2 separate regions of the Homo sapiens genome follow, and region 1 is linked to region 2. Evidence: read pairs that join two places in POLR2A ChIA-PET (ENCODE). Cell type or tissue: IMR-90. All regions are shown on one strand.

Region 1 (2,500 bases), 1.1 Mb after region 2:
TACTTGGGAGGCTGGGGCAGAAGGGTCGCTTGAACCCGGGAGGCAGAAGTTGCAGTGAGCCAAGATCATGCCACTGTACTCCAGCCTGGGTGACAAGAGCGAAAATCTGTGTCAGAAAATAATAATAATAATAATAAAATAGTAATGGCTCCCTCCGCCATTCCTCCTAGGGGAAAAATGGCCCCAACTAGTCTAAGGCAGGGGGTAGACAGCACGGTCCATTTGTGTGTTTTCCTTTGTGTGTTTTCCTACATGAGTTTATTAGTTTAATAATTCCTTTATTAAGCTTTCATCAAATTACCCAGTTTGACCGTGCTGTCTATTTCCTGCCTTAGACTAGGATGGAGAGAGAGCACTAAATCTATGTGGAGGTAGAGCCTTGAGGTTTTGGTAGTTTGGATGGTTTGGCAAACTTGGCCCCTGGCTCTCAGAAAAGTTCTCATAAACTGGGGGAGACAAGACACATAGCTTAGAAAAAACACAAGATTCACACTCATAGCAAGTAATCATAGTGAAGTCCAGTATAGGCTCAATTTGCAAAGTGGCTGATAGCAGGTACTTAATGCACTAATTCGTCTGTTTTCCTATGTTGGGGACAGAATTGACTCTTCTTCAAGTATGAGAGAGGTTGGAAGTGTTTGGCTAGTTTCCACAGAAGACTCAGAATACTCAAGTGTCCCGAGAAACAGTGGAAATAGAGGTTCTTGGAAATGATCCCAGAAAACAGGTCTAATCAACTGGGTGAAGTGTCAGGATCCAGACAGTGACTTATAATGGCTCAACCTCCAAACCAGTGATCCTGAGATAAATGGGAACACCCAGCTGTGGATGTGTGCCGACTTCAGGGTTTTTGAAGCAATACCCTGTTACATCCATCAGCTGTCCTCCTGAACCTGTTCCCTCCCTGAAGCCACGTATGGAGCAAAAAGAGTATATTTCTCCATTACAGGCCCTGCCTCACTTATCTCCTCCATACTACTTCCCCACTTTCCTTGTTTTCCCCAAAGGCCTCTCTCCCACTCTGGCTCTCCCAGCTACACATATCAAACCTACATCTCTGCCAGGAGGCAGGGTGTCTGTGGTAGAGGAGTGACCCACACATTTGAGATTTTCCCGGGTCACACTGGAAACCCTGGATTCCTGCCTGGTTTATTTCCCTTGGATTCAATCCATAAAACCCTGATTGGTGTGTAACTCCCATAACATGATCCTTATCTCTTGGGCCCAGGACCCATCATCTGAGGCCTGCCAGCTGTTTCAGCCCAGGCTTTCATGCCAAGCTCTCGAATGGATGTGGCCAGTAAAATACAGTCTCCTTTTTTTTTTTTTATTTAAAGGCAAAACTCAATAAATGTTAGCTATTATTATTATTACTAGATTTAAAAAGTACCAATATGCTCATATAATAAATACGAGCTGGGCATGGTGGCTCACGCCTGTAATCCCAGCACTTTGGGAGGCCGAGGCAGGCGGATCACCTGGTCGGGAGTTCGAGACCAGCCTGACCAACATGGAGAAACCCCGTCTCTACTAAAAATAGAAAATTAGCCGGGCATGGTGGCGCATGCATGTAGTCCCAGCTACTCAGGAGGCTGAGACAGGAGAATCGCTTGAACCTGGGAGGCGTAAGTTGCAGTGAGCTGAGATCGCACCATTGCACTCCAGCCTGGGTGAAAAGAGTGAAACTCTGTCTCAAAAGTAAATAAATAAGTATGACCCACTTCACCAAATTTGAGTCTAAAAGGATGGTCACATTTCTCCTCTCTCTTTTTTTTGAGATGGAGTCTCGCTGTGTCACCCAGGCTGGAATACAGTGGTGCAGTCTCGGCTCACTGCAACCTCTGCTTCTTAGGTTCAAACGATTCTCCTGCCTCAGCCTCCTGAGTAGCTGGGATTACAGGCACGCACCACCACGCTCAGCTAATTTTTTTGTATTTTTAGTAGAGATGGGTTTTCAGCATGTTGGTCAAGCTGGTCTTGAACTCCTGACCTGATGATCTGCCTGCCTTGGCCTCCCAAAGTGCTGGGATTACAGGCGTGAGCCACTGCACCTGACCTCTCCTCTCTCTTTTTAAAAAATTCAAAGTTCAGTTTATTTTTATACCTGTTTTACTTTATTTATTCCTTACATAAGTAATATGTGCACCCAGAAAAATTCTAAGAAAGTCAAAAGGCCTGCCACTTTTCCCAACCCCCAAGTTTCCCTCTCCACAGATGCCCCTCTTACCAACTTCTTCCATGGACTTGAAGAGAGTCTATGCAATTACAGACACTGATATGTTTTTCCTTGTACAAATACAAGTTATATATTTTGGAGAGTGTCAATTCTTATTGAGTTGCCTAATTCTTCCCTTTAATTACTCCCAAACCTATTGAGGTATGTGTGTACTATCCTTTTTTTTCCTTTCTTTCTTTTTTCTCTTTTTTTGAGACAGAGTCTCACTGTGTCACCCAGGCTGGAGTGCAGTGGCATGATCTTGGCTCACTGCAGCCTTGACCT
Region 2 (2,500 bases):
TCCTAGCAGCCTCAGTTTTCCCCTCCCCGCCCTGCTGGTTCAAGCACCACAGCCTGGAATGGGAGAACTGTTGTCCACCGCCCCCTCCCTCCCCGCACCCCGCCTCTGCTGCAGCGGACCCGCTTTAATAATGTCGCTGGAAAGTGACACGCGATTTATTATTAAAGTAATGCGGGCGCAGGGACGGGAAAGGTTTAATAAACGTGCTGAGATGCCGAGGATTATTCACCGCAAATAAATGAGAGCGCGGGCGGCGTTTTAATAAATAATTTCCCGCTGCTCCCGGGGGAAGGCAGGGGAGGGGGAGGGAGGGGGAGGGAGGAGGAGGGGGAGGCTGAGCCGCTGCCAGAACTCCCGGTTTCGCCTGCCCACGGGCTTCCAAGCCATCCCCGCGTTTTGTGTCCTAGGTTGCTCACACCCGAGATGTGAGGTTCCAGGAGCGCCGACCCAGAGTTGCCAGGCCTGAAGGCGGGAGAGGCTCAGTCGCACCCTACATTTCCCACCTCCAAGATTTTAAGTATAGTTCGCTTGAAATCCCTGGAATGCGCTTTCTTCTGGCTCCTACCCGGAGATCCGGAGTCCGGACAAACCGGGGCAGGAAGGGTCCGTCGGACCAGCTCCTCCCAAGCCGAGGCTTCCAGGTCTCGGCCGGGCTCTTCTCCCTGCTTTTAGCTGAGCCGGGCTGGGCGTACCTCTCTCCTCCATCTAGAGCAGGGTGTGAAGAGGAAGCCAGAGGGGGCTGTCTGAAAATGACCCTGACCCCCTCCTCGGGCTGTCGTGAGGAGGAGGGCCGCTTCGCCCGGCTGCTCGTCACCGCGAAGGCTCCAAAGAAGTGTTGCGCAGCCGTGCTGGTATAACTGAGGGTGTCCTGGCGAAGCCCAGCCCCTGGCGCCCTGGTGACCGGGGGGGTCGATGTGCGGACTGGGCAGAACTGGAGCCCGAAGCTGGAGAGCGCCCCTCAAAAAGAAGCCTGGAAGCCCGAGAGATGAACCCGACTCAGAGAGGGCCAAGACTGCAGACCTTGGGGACCGAGGACACCCTCACCACGCTGGTGGGGGCTGGGGGGATGGCGCGGGCGGTGGCGTGCGGGGAAGCGCCTGGGGAACACCTGGCTCTGCAAGTTTTGTGCCTTAGCGGAAAGAGGCGACATCTCTGGCAAGTTGGGAGTACAGGAAGTAGCGAAGGAGTGCCATCTGGTGGATCCTTCTGGTAGTGACACTCAGACCTGGGCCAGGGGCCTTGAGACAATTTACTTGACTGGAAAAATCTGAATAAAAAAAAGATGCTTCAATTTGTATTCATTTAATGTATATGAATGTGCACATGTATGTGTAGCATATATTAGTATGATATCTATATGTAAAATATAGTAGTTATGTGTGCATTGTATGTATACATGTATACATCTAATTTCATATGTATGTATGTGGATATATTATACATGAAGTTTTTTTTGAGATGGAATCTCACTCTGTCGCCCAGGCTGGATTGCAGTTGTGCTATCTCAGCTCACTGCAGCCGGGTTCAAGCGATTCTCCTGCCTCAGCCTCCCAAGTAGCTGGGATTACAGGCGTACACCACCATGCCCAGCTAATTTTTTGTATTTTTAGTAGAGACGAGGTTTCACCATGTTGGCCAGGCTGGTCTTGAACTCCTGATCTCCAGTGATCTGCCTGCCTCGGCCTCCCAAAGTGCTGGGATTACAGGCGTGAGCCACCATGCCTGGCCTACATGTAGGTTTTGTATGTATGTATGTGTGTGCAAAAGTCCTCAACCCTGGGGAAAAAAAGAGGCCCTGAAGAAAGGGGAAAAAGGCAGTGAAGGGGCAGAAACCCTGGTAGTCCAGCAAGGGAGGGTGAGAAGGAAGGGGGGAGGTATGAGTATTACTATAGACCAAGGGTTGGGGTGGCACCTGGAGACTCCTGGACTTGACTGCAACTGTATGTATTGTTATATGTATATGTATAGACATTTATTTTCAAGTATATATTCCATTATGTATCATTCTTTCTTTCTTTCTTTCTTTTTTTAGAGACAGGATCTTGCTCTGTCACCCAGGCTGGAATACAGTAGCACTTTCATAGCTCACTGCAGCCCCAAACTCCTGGGCTCAAGTGATCCTCCTGCCTCAGTCTCCTGAGTAGCTGGGAATTACAAGCATGAGCCATGATGCCTGGCTGTGTCATATTCTTTCTACAAATACTTGTTATGTACCAGCACTGGGGCTACATCATGGGAAAAAAATTGCCTGTAACCCAAGCACTTGGGAGGCTGAGGTAGGAGGATTGCTTGAGCCCAGGAGTTCGAGACCAGACTGAGTAATATAGTGAAGCCCCATCTCTACAAAAAAAAAATTTTTTTTAATTTGTTGGGTGTGATGGCGCACACCTGCAATCCTAGCTACTCCGGCAGCTAAGGAAGGTGGATTGCCTGAGCCAGGAGTTCAAGGCTGCCAGTAAGCTATGATTGCACCACTCCAGCCTGGGTGACAGAGCCTTAA

Evidence for each region. ChIA-PET counts read pairs that join two places held together with the same protein. Peaks named below come from ENCODE experiments on the same cell type or tissue, not always from the same donor. Only the 100,000 strongest peaks of a DNase experiment are listed, where the experiment ranks them.
Region 1: POLR2A ChIA-PET joins it to region 2 with 5 read pairs; 2 of 35 experiments call an interaction of 5 or more read pairs at or near these places.

What each region holds. Positions count from the first base shown.
Region 1 is chr10:102,207,724-102,210,223 of GRCh38, forward strand. No RefSeq gene overlaps it. Among named protein-coding and RNA genes, the nearest start is that of ELOVL3, 17 kb to the right of the region's middle. In IMR-90, no CTCF peak of the experiment used is centred here; no DNase peak of the experiment used is centred here.
Region 2 is chr10:101,066,841-101,069,340 of GRCh38, forward strand. It overlaps KAZALD1 (Kazal type serine peptidase inhibitor domain 1), which reads left to right. Exons shown (of 5, transcript NM_030929.5): 5 at 1-219. Among named protein-coding and RNA genes, the nearest start is that of KAZALD1, 6.1 kb to the left of the region's middle. RefSeq lists a silencer at 1,090-1,189. In IMR-90, a CTCF peak has its summit at 1,200 (motif pointing left); a DNase peak (open chromatin) is centred at 1,171; H3K4me3 peaks cover 1,121 bases; H3K27ac peaks cover 776 bases.